Linked DNA regions of Homo sapiens: region 2 is linked to region 1. Evidence: chromatin loops called from intact Hi-C (ENCODE). Cell type or tissue: endothelial cell of umbilical vein. All regions are shown on one strand. Links, peaks and the distances in the headings refer to the core of each region. The heading gives the core; the rest is flanking DNA.

What was found. Hi-C counts contacts between places; a loop is a spot of excess contacts. Peaks named below come from ENCODE experiments on the same cell type or tissue, not always from the same donor. Only the 100,000 strongest peaks of a DNase experiment are listed, where the experiment ranks them.
Region 2: it touches region 1 in a loop (4-fold over the local background); 2 of 110 quality-filtered maps call a loop at or near these places.

What each region holds. Positions count from the first base shown.
Region 1 is chr15:70,648,060-70,653,809 of GRCh38, forward strand. LOC107984791 (a long non-coding RNA gene) reads right to left here and starts at 4,916. Exons shown (of 3, transcript XR_001751595.2): 1 at 2,474-4,916. In endothelial cell of umbilical vein, for the core only: no CTCF peak of the experiment used is centred there; a DNase peak (open chromatin) is centred at 2,712; H3K27ac peaks cover 733 bases.
Region 2 is chr15:69,473,514-69,479,263 of GRCh38, forward strand. No RefSeq gene overlaps it. Among named protein-coding and RNA genes, the nearest start is that of LINC02896, 14 kb to the left of the region's middle. In endothelial cell of umbilical vein, for the core only: a CTCF peak has its summit at 2,432 (motif pointing right); DNase peaks (open chromatin) are centred at 998 and 2,448.

The sequences.
Region 1 (5,750 bases), core at 1,201-5,200:
TTTCTGAATGAGAGAAAAACAGTTAAATGACAAGTGAAAAAAATCAGGGGAAAAATTGCAGTCTATATGACAAAGAGTTAACATTGTTTTACAGGTAATTCTTAAATTAGCTACAAAGGTTAAAAGCCATCATTCTTCCTCTCTTGCCCACATAGTCCAATTCAATTAAGCACTCTTAAGCCCAGACTCTTAAAACAAGGATTGGAAGCCTATTTATTTGATGCCCTGGACAAAGATGGAAGTGGCCCCAAAATTCTGCTCCATTATTATTTTTTGAGACAGAGTCTCGCTCTGTCGCCCAGGCTGGAGTGCAGTGGCGCAACCTCAGCTCACTGCAACCTCCACTCCCAGGTTCAAGCGATTCTCCTGCCTCAGCCTCTCAAGTAGCTGGGATTACAGGTGTGTGCCACCATACTTGGCTAATTTTTGTATTTTTAGTACAGACAAGGTTTCACCATGTTGGCCAGGCTGGTCTCGAACTCCTGACCTCAGGTGATCCACCCACCTTGGCATCCCAAAGTGCTGGGATTACAGGCATGAGCCACCACGCCCAGCCAATGCCCCATTATTCTTCCTCAGAAAACTCTTCCTTGGAATAGATGCATCCAACATATTGGAAAAGATAACATCAAAGCACAAACAGTGATTATCTGTAGGCTTGGAGTGAATTATTTTTGCCTTTTTCCTATCTGTATTTTCTGAAATTTTCTAAATTGACTATGCTTTGGAAATTAGAAGGAAAATTTATCAGCCCAGGTTCTTAATTATAAGCAATAGAAATCAATCTGGCTGTTTTAAGCAGGCAGGGATTTATTTAAAATGTACTGGCTATCTATAGAGAAGGTAGAAAATCAGGCTTAGGCCTGAGCAGACAGAAACAAGTTTCCAAATTATACTCCAAAGCCTATCGGTGAGAAAACAGCTGTTCCACCAAGCATGAGATGTTCATCTTTTGACCACCTCCATCTCTGCACTAGGAACCTGATCGTGCAGTAACCCCAACTGTCGTTGCTGCCAGAAAGACGAATATCACCCTTGCCTCTTACCGTTGCTTAGTCCCCTAGTCAAAGTTGAGGGCACATTTGGCAGAAAGTGCTGGCCTGGGTCATGTGCCTGCACCCCAATACCACCTCTGTCAGGGAAAAGCAATCGTTTGGCATTTTCAGCCTCTATAGTGAGCAGATGTCTCCACATCTTATCAAGACTCATAAGGCAGAGAATTCCCAAGAGGTAGAAAGGTGGTTCGTATGCTGCGTGGTCAAGAGAACAGTAAACGTCCACTACACACTACACTTTTAGAAAAAGATGTTTATAAAAATACAGAGAAATGGAGCACTCTAAGGAAAGCAGTAACAGTTCAGGGAGAACTGTGAAGGGGTTGAGCATAATTCAGGTAGAGATGATGCCTCTACTTGTTGAAAATCATCTTCCTCTCCCCCTAAAATATGAATCATTTCCCTTCATTTTATTGTTTTTCCTAAGATTATCTGCCAATTAATACATTATTGGGGGTTAAACATGCTTTTCAAAAATAGTGTACAGTGGGTTATCAATAACTTACAGCCAGTGTGAATTAATTTAGTCACACTGATTTTTAATTCCTGCCTCAAAGCTATACCAATTCCTATCTTTGAAGGAAGTGAGCGAGAGGAAAGAAAACAAGAGCACATGCACTTAGGGCCTAGGTAAGAGGGTACAAAAATGGGGGACTTACGGTATGGTGAGCATGTTAATGAAAAAATTATTCAGTGACATTTGTGAAAGCACATTAAGAAGGTTTTATTCAGGACCATCGTGTTAGGATAGGGACCACTGCAACAGAGTTTGCAAAAGTGGAGAGAGACTGGGATTGACTCTGAATATAGCATGGGCAAGTGGACATTTATAGCCAAGGAGCATGGTTGGAGGGGTGGTCACTGGATGGGAAATTTCTACAAGACAACATCAGGAGTAAGGCTAAACTAACCCACAGGATTCTTACTGAAGACAGATGGGGTGATCAGACATCACCTGTGGAAGGTGGAGTATGAGGAATCGGATCAGATGTCAAGAGTGATCAGCTATCAAGGGTGAGGGCTCTTGCTAAACTGACTTGGTAGGGTTCTTTGCTAAAACTGGGTTGTACAAGGAAGTGCACAGATGGGCCTAGGAGAAGGTTGAATAGCTTGACTAAAGTTTGGCCAGGCAAAGAATTTTTGTCATGTGCATAGAAGGCCAGAAGGGAGTGACACAGAAAATGAAAAATAAATAAAAGGCAGGCAAAAAACCAACCAACCAACCAAAAACAACAGATACAGATATCTACTTAAGAAATTTGTTTGAAACATCTGTGACCCAAGAATAAGGCAAGAAAAAAAAAAAAACACGGATTTTTCCTTATGGACTCAAAATGTGGACTATTACCCTGGGTCAGTCATCTCATGGACTACAAATTATTCCAAAATAAAAATGTTACTAAAAATAGCTTTCTTACCATTAAGTCCGATGGAAGCACTTTAGGAAATGTGCCATTTTTATCCCACGGCATGTGCCCTGAGGCACTGCGTACTCCAGCTTGAGATGTATACCAATTGATGTGCTGGCCCCATGGAGAACACCACGCCAATTTCAGAACCAGGAATAACTGTGTTCTGCCTGACACCGTGCCTCACATATGTGATGTTTTCATCATTACATTGGCCACTAGGAAGTTGAGAGTCAAACTGAGGTCAGCCCCAGAAAAGCAGGATATTACAATGTTAAATGGCATATTTCCTGCATAACAAGCTGCTGCTTGTTTTTCCTATCCTTTTAGTATTTATCATCCCCATTCTCCTCTCCCATATTAAGAAAAAAAAAGTCAGCCATCTTAAAATCCTTTTTATAATGAGGAAGGGCAAAAATAATAAATATGCATATTGACATTTGCTTGGAAACCTAGAATATAAATTCAAGGCACTAGCTCCTTATTCTGGTTAGACATCAAATCACAATTAAATCTTCCTCAAATTCTCTGTTGTCCTGGTAACTGCTCTCTACTTAGAGAACATGGAGGGCGAGATTGCCCAAAAGGGTCTGGAAGGAGAGCAAGAGCTTATTAAGGAATTCTTTCTGATGTTCATAACCACACAACAAGCTGTGCCAGAACGACAGCGCGGAGCTGGAGAAAAGCCCTCCTTCAGGTTATCCCAATTGCTGTGATATATTTTAGGCTCTGCCGCCGTTAAATGCTATGGACATTATAATAATAAGATTGGCCATGGCACACCAAAAACATTGACAATAAATAGTATTTTGGATAATCAGATTGAAAATCCTCTTAAGACACATTTGACTCTAACAGCTATATTTAGACTTAGATGAACAGTGGCTGGGGGATTTTAAGTGTCAATTGGTGTGAATGAATAAAGATGGTTTTAAAGGAGCTATATTGCTTAGGGATTAAGGCCAACTGGAACAATTCACTTAAAAAAAAAGCCTCCACACTCAGTAGTGCAGCTCACATTTATCTGATTGAGGCAGATACACTTTAATCCTTAGGACTTGTATTGGTAGTCCTGGGATGGTTCGTCTCTCCATTTGTACAAAGCATAAATGAGATCTTGCAACTCCTGTAACTGAGACAATGTTTGCAGCAACAACAAAGAGGAAAAAAAATTTAAGTAGCAGTCATTTTTATTTTGGCTTAACAGATTTTCAGCAGGAAGACTCTGAATATGAATCGGCTTCATTTTTAAATCCTGAAGAAAATTTCTGAAGCAGCCCATAAGGTGCCACTTTAGTCAGAGGCAATTTAAAAAAGCCTAGAATAGCAAGAAAGAAAATCACCAAATTTGTTTGGACATTGTAGGGGGAAAAAGTTACAAATTATATTAACTCCATTCTCACATCCTCCCTGAGTCTATTTGCTTTTATACTCCTAGAACTCTTCCCCTTTTTGGAGGTAGGAATGGGGCAGGAGGCATGGTGTAAATAGTAAGAAAAACTTACATTAAGATATTGGTTACTTCCAACAATGGCATTGTGATAAGCACTTAATAAAGAGAATGGTGCAGACTTTCTTCCAATAGGCAAGTGATTCTTCTCAAGGGTCAAATTCCACTCTCTCATTGATAATTTGAGCATTGCTAGAAAAAGTAAACACTAGAATTCCTCTCTGGGTCTTTGTTTTCATGGTCCTTAAGGACCACTGAAGAAGGCATTTCCAAACTTAAATTCCTAACAATATATAGCAACCTTAAGAATCCTGGAAACTACTAGAAACACAGTTTCTCTAAGTGAAATATCAACAAAGGACATGTACCTACTTGGATTTCCTGCAGGTACCACTTTTAAAGTGGGATTCACCATATTCTTCTAGCCAGTAAGCAAGCTACTTAATGATGCATAAAACTAATTATTGTAAGACTGAATCTGTTTGGTAGCTGTTCACAATGTGGAAAATCACACTTTTTCATGGCCTATTTTCTTTTAAAATGTGTGCCCCTTTCCCATCCTTAATGGGTTCTGTATATGTAAAATAAATACTCTTCGCAGCAGGACCCTGGCTTCGAGGCCTTAAAACCCAATAGAGTCCTGTAGTTTAATGGTCCTTAAATGCTCAACATCTTTTTCACTTAATGCAAAATCCATCTGATCTAATAGCTGTGACTGAATTATAGATATATAATTTTTTTCTATTAAATGTTAATCTTCTGACTTGGCAGAGCAATAGACGCTCTAAATTATTAAGAAGGCAATAACCTCTCTAAACTCTTTCCAGAATTCAGAATATTCCCAGGACTGCTATCTCGAAAAAAACTGCGAACTTGCTTAAAATATAAGTCAGGCCGGGCGTGGTGACTGATGCCTGTAATCTCAGCACTCTGGGAGGCTGAGGTGGGTGGATCACCTGAGGTCAGGAGTACAAAACCAGCCTGACCAAGATAGTGAAACCCCCATCTCTACTAAAAATACAAAATTAGCCAGGCATGGTGGTGCATGCCTGTAATCCCAGCTACTCGGGAGGCTGAGGCAGGAGAATCACTTGAACCCCGGAGGCGGAGGTTGCGGTGAGACGAGTCCGAACTGCGCCAGCCTACGCAACAAGAGTGAAACTCCTCAAAAAAAAAAAAAAAAAAAAAAAAAAAAAAAAAAAGGCCTATTAAGTACAATTTGATGCCAAATATCAATTATAAGGGGCATTGTTTTTATTGATGTCTCTTCCATTATTTTACTGAATGGAATATATATACATATAAATTAGACTGAAATATATATATATATATGAACTGGAGAAGCAACCCTCACCAGTCTTGCTCTTTTTCATTTACATATGACATTTTTGTAACCTTCTCTTTTTGGTTGAATTAATTCATCATCAATGTTTGTTCATGCAGGCATAAATAATGAAAATGCCTCTAATATATAAGTGATGTCACATGCCCAATTACACTGAACACAAGCACCCTCACTGCCCAGGGAGTCTTGTTGGAATGCCATCGCTGATACAGCTTGATCTTTAAAAAAAAAAAAAAAAAAAAAAAAATCTGTACATTCATTACTCACTTGAGCCCAAAGGTCAATATATTCAGTAATAATCAGAAACCATGCTAAGAAGCAGGTTAATATTTACCTGGAGAGGCTGGTCTAAAGAGTCCTGTTTCAAATAGCTAAGATCAAAACACGGGAAAGAACTGAATTTCCAGCAACAGTCTCAGGTTCAGTTTCCAGTTTAGCGGGGAACAACACTGAATGAAATGACAGTTGAAATGTCTATACTAATTTTCATT
Region 2 (5,750 bases), core at 848-4,847, 1.2 Mb before region 1:
ATTTCAGGCACCTGGCTCAATTTTTTTTTTTTTTTTTTGAGATGGAGTCTCGCTCTGTCACCCAGGCTGGAGTGCAGTGGCGCTACCTCGGCTCACTGCAACCTCCACCTCCTGGGTTCAAGCGATTCTCCTGCCTCAGCCTCCTAAGTAGCTGGAATTACAGGCATACGCCACCAACCATGCCCGGCTAATTTTTGTATTTTTTTTAGTAGAGACAGGGTTTCACCATGTTGGTCAGGCTGGTCTCAAACTCCTGACCTTGTGATCCGCCCACCTTGGCCTCCCAAAGTGCTGGGATTACAGGTGTGAGCCACCGCACCCAGCCTTGAGCCACTGTGCCTAGCCCACCTGGCTCAATTTTAATAATGTATTTTATTTAACTCAATATATCCAAAATATTGTCATTTCAACATGTGGCAGTAGCCACACTTCAAGTGCTCAATGGCTACATGGACTAGTGGCTACTGTAGTGATGGGACATTCTTCTAGAACGTTCTTTCTATTTTTTTTTGAGACGAAGTCTCATTCTTTCACCCAGGCTGGAGTACAGTGGCGTGATCTCGGCTCACTGCATCCTCTGCCTCTGCCTCCTGAGTTCAAGTCATTCTGGTACCTCAGCCTCCCAAGTAGCTGAGATTACAGGCTCATGCCCCCATGCCTGGCTAATTTTTGTAGTTTCGGTAGAGATGGAGTTTCGCCATGTTGACCAGACTGGTCTCGAACTCCTGAGGTCGAGTGATCCGCCCACCTCAGTCTCCCAAAGTGCTGAAATTACAGGTGTGAGCCACCATGCCTGGCCTCTCTAGAATGTTCTTTATCCTCATGCCTCAAGGAGGGAGTGACACAGTGGGTTTTTGTTGAAGAAATACCCTCCAGCTCCTGGAAAAGTGGAAAAGTGCCTGAGGGAGGGAGGTGGGGAGACCCGTGGAGGCAGTGCAGGAAGCACCGACCTAGGCGTGAGACGGAGAGGAAAGCTCAGCTATGAAGGAGGATTGTTTTTTAATGACTGTCTCCAAAGGAAGTTGTGATTCAGCCTCCTGAGAAGATGTGATATCAGCAGGAATCCCCACTCCTCGTGAGAGCCCCAGAATTGTCTTGAGCCCTAAGACAAGGATATAAATTTAGGGAAGTCATCATAGACAATTTTGCTCTCAAACTCAGGGTGCTTGACTGGGCACAGTGGCACACACCTGTAGTCCCAGCAATTCGGAAGATCAAGGCGGGAGGAACGCTTGCGCCTAGGAGGTCAAGACTGCAGTGAGCTGTGTTTGCACCACTGCACTCTAGCCTGGGTGACAGAGCAAGACCCTGTCTATAAATAAAACAAAACAAAAAGCCACCCAGGGTGCCACCATCCGCAGCCCCATGTCAGGTTCAGATCCCATCCCTCCCTCCCAGCCTGCATTTCCAGAGGCCGTCTTGACTCCTTGACTGAGACAGCATCCACCTTTCTGCTCTCTGCCTGTTTCTCACAGATGGGGAGGGCTGAGCTCAGGGGCCGACTTTGAGCCACTGTCCCTGGGGCTCTGTCCTTGTCCTGAGCTACCCCTCAGTTCCAGCTGCAGATCTAGAGCTGCACCCTGAGTCAGCAGTGGGACCTGAGTCTCAAAACGGCAGAGGAGTCCTGGCTGTCTGCTGAGGTAGTGCATGAGGAAATGGATTCCTCGTGCTGGCTGGGTGGCCTCTGGCCTGTCATTTGTCCTCTTTGGACCCGTGCTTCTCACAGCATAGTCTGTGGACTGCATTGGCTCTCAAAATATTGTTACTTGTCTATATGGAGACAGGTACAGTAAGTACCTGCTGAGAATGTAAGAGTAAACATAGAGACTTTTGGCAGGGTGCAGTGGCCCAAGCCTGTAATCCTGGCACTTTGGCAGGCCAAGAGGAGAGGATCGCTTGAAGCCAGGAGTATGAGACCAGCCTGGGCAACATGGTGGAATCCTATCTCTACAAAAAAATACAAAAAATAGTCAGGTGTGGTGGTACACGCTACTCAGGAGGCTTAGGTGGGAGGATGCCCTGGGTGGGGAAATGGGGAGAGATGTTGGTCAAAGGGTAAAAGTTTCAGTTAGACAGAAGGAATACCTTTTTTGAGGTCTATTGCACAGCATGGTGACTATCCTTAATAATAATGTATTGTATATTTCAAAATTGCTAACAGTGTACATTTCAAATGTTCTTACCACAAAAATGGTAAGCGAGATGATGGATTTGTTAAAATTAGCTAGACTTTATCATTCCACATTGTATACATATATCAAACATCACATAAGACCACATAAATGTATGCAATTAATAATAAAAAATTATAAACAGGAACAAAAGACCAGTGGCAACCTGGTCCTTCTTCAGAGAGGGCTTGGGAAGTCCTGCCTCCACCCGCTTTCCAGTGGGGTGAAAGGGAGGTGAGCCTTGCAGTTCTCCTTTGGGGCAGGAGGGGGCGGCAGATACACGGGTAATCCATCTTTCCCTGCAGGACCGGTTCCTTCATTCTTCAAGCATCCTCCATTTGGCACCTTCTGGATGCTGGGGACACAAGGAGAAAGAGAGGCTTTCTCCTTCTTCCTGTTTTGCCTCAGTCCAGGGCAAAGCCACCAGGGAGAGTGTCCAGGAGAGCTGTCTACATGGAGATGACACAAAACGTGACCCCTGCCAGGGGCTCTTCTCCCAGGAGGTGTAGCTGCGTGGCTTGAGTGTATAGCAGAGGCCTGAGTTGGGCTTTCTGGGTTCGAATCCTGGCTCCTTCTCTAGTTGCTGTGAGACGTAGGAAAGGCTTTGGAGTCACCCCCAAGCCCAGCTTCTTCAAGTGTAAAGGGGGCATGTTAATGGTAGCTGCCCTACAAGGGTATTGGGGGATTAAAGGATAATTCTTTTTTTTTTTTTTTTTTTTTTGAGATGGAGTTTCACTCTTGTTGCCCAGGCTGGAGTGCAATGGTGCATTCTTGGCTCACAGCAACCTCCGCCTCTCAGGTTCAAGTGATTCTCCCACCTCAGCCTCCCAAGTAGCTGGGATTACAGGTGCATGCCACCATGCCTGGCTACTTTTTTTGTATTTTTAGAAGAGACGGGGTTTCACCATGTTGGTCAGGCTGGTCTCAAAGTCCTGACCTCAGGTGATCTGCCCGCCTCGGCATCCCAAAGTGCTGGGTGTGAGCCACTGCGCCCGGCAGGAGATAATTCTTATAGAGCACTTAATACTGTGCCTGGCCTGTACAGACACCTGCCCAAGCAATGTGTTCATTATTTTTGACAGTCTCATCCTGTCTTGCTTTCTCTCAGCTCCTGTGAGGTTGAGAAATGTCACTCTTCTTTGATAGGCACTTTTCCTGAGGGCAGCCAGTTCCGCCAGTCACTCTGACTGTTGGACCCTTTGACATAGTGAGATTTGGCTCAGTCCTCACCTCCTCCAGGAAGTCTGCCGAGATGATCCCAAGTCCTAAGAGCCTCCTCACTGTAGCCTCGTTTTTTCAATGATTAATTCCTAATTTGTCTAATTTCTTCCTCCTGCATGTCACCCCAGCCCTGCACAGACTCTGCACGTTCCATAGTGTACAAGGCATTGTCCTAGCCATCTTGCTGCCAGAAGACACTGTGAGGGTTGCAAGCCTGGCACCGGGAGCCAGCCTGCCTGGGTTGGAATTCTGGCTCCACCTCTGGCCAGCTGTGTGGCTTTGGGCAAGTTGTTTGACTCCTCTGGGCACCCAGCCCTTGGTTTCCCTGTTCTATCTTGCATATTACTGTGATATGAGTGAAGTAATGCAGGTGAAGGCCAGGTACCCGCATTGAGCAAGTGCCCAATAATCCCAGCACTTTGGGAGGCCGAGGTGGGCGGATCACTTGAGGTAAGGTGTTTCAGACCAGCCTGCCCAACATGGTGAAACCCCATCTGTACTAAAAATACAAAAATTAGCTGGGCATATTGGCGGGCACCTATAATCCCAGCTACTTGGGAGGCTGAAGCACGAGACTTGCTTGAACGTGGGAGGCAGAGATTGCAGTGAGTCCAGATCGCACCACTGCACTCCAGCCTGGGTGGTAGAGTGAGGCTCTGTCTCAAAAAAATATATAATAATAATAATAAAAAATAAATAAATAAAAGTCAGGCCAGGCGTGGTGGCTCATACCCGTAATCTGAGCACTTTGGGAGGCCGAGGCACGTGGATTACTTGAGGTCAGGAGTTCTAGACCAGCCTGCCCAATATGGTGAAACCCTGTCTCTACTAAAAATACAAAAAAATTAGCCAGGCGTGGTGGCACACGCCTGTAGTCCCAGCTACTTGGGAGGCTGAGGCAGAAGAATCATTTGAACTCGGGAGGCAGAGGTTTCAGTGAGCCAAGATTGTGCCACTGCACTCCAGCCTGGGCGACAGAGCGAGACTCCATCTAAAAAAAAAAAAAAAAAAAAAAAAATTCAGCAGAAGAGAACACTGCGGCTCAGGAAGAAGAGCTTGATTATTAAGTACCTACCAAATGCAGGGCCCTAAACATACACTATCTCATTTTTTCTTCCCAGAAGAAAGGTAGGCACTTTTGTCTCCATTTTGCACATGAGAGACTCAGTTGCACAAGTCTGCAGGACCACGGAGAACAGGAGTTTTTCCCGATATGAAGTATCTGACAGTTAGTATCTGATACAAAGTCCAGAGTTCCTCTTTGCCGGTTTTGTGATGGAAGGATAAAAAGATGTGGGTTTTTTGGGGTCCCCTAGGCATAGACCTAGAAGGCCAGAAATAAACATTTATTTTCCTCTCTGTTTTGCCTGAAAACCAAGAGGGCTTTCAAGAGGATAAAGGTGTTAGTGGGAAAGTGGGGGTCTCATTCGAGGACCCCCAAGGGTCTCTTGTAACAGGTGGCCCTGCAGCATTAAAGGCTCTTGCAGAAGAGCGTGGGAGTGAGCAGCAGGGGGCGCTACGCCCTCGGCAGAGAGACGCAGCTTCCCTGGGGAAACAGACCCCGGGCTTTGAGTGCTTAGGAGCGGAGCTCAGCCTGAAATAGACAGGCAGCAGCATCCCAGCCCACTCACCTACTGAGGAAACTTGAACCTGAGAGCTGAGAGCTAGAGGGACCTCCCGAAATCAGGATCAGTATGGTCATTGCAAGCACTGGCTTTGGAGTTTGTGGATTTGTAATTGAAAATCCGCTCAGCACTTTCTAGTTACGTGACCCCGGGCAGGTACTTAACCTCTTGGAGCCTCAGTGGCCTCATTGAACAAAAATTAACACCTGTTTCATGGGGCTCTCAGGAGGATCAAGGCAATGATGCGTGTAAATTTCTTAGCATAGTGTCTGGCATCTATGAGCACTCAATGAAGGGCAGCCAGTGTTGCTATTAAGGGTCATGTGATTTGCAGGGTAGTCCCAAAGAGGCGAGGCCCCTGCCCTTCAGTGTCTAGAGCCCCTGTGCTGCTGTGGACACCTGCTTTGGTTCTTCAGTGGGGCTCACTTTCTGGGACACTGGAGTATCTGAGTCTCTTTCTGCCAAGGAAACTGCCCACGCCCTGACAGACTTGCTTGTCTCCAGATGCCTAAGAATCCCATTTGGGCCAACAGGTTTGCTGGAGGTCAGTGGGGAGGAGGAGGGCAGTGTGGTCCCTGCTCTGCTATGAATTTGCTGAGGCCTGTGTTGCCTGGAATAAGTCCCTTGCCCTCTCTGGGCCTCGATTTCTTCACTTAGATCCAGAGGAGCTGCAAGAGATAAGTGTTGGGATCCCTCTCAGTCCAGCTTCAGCATCCTGCGAGTGCGTCCCCAT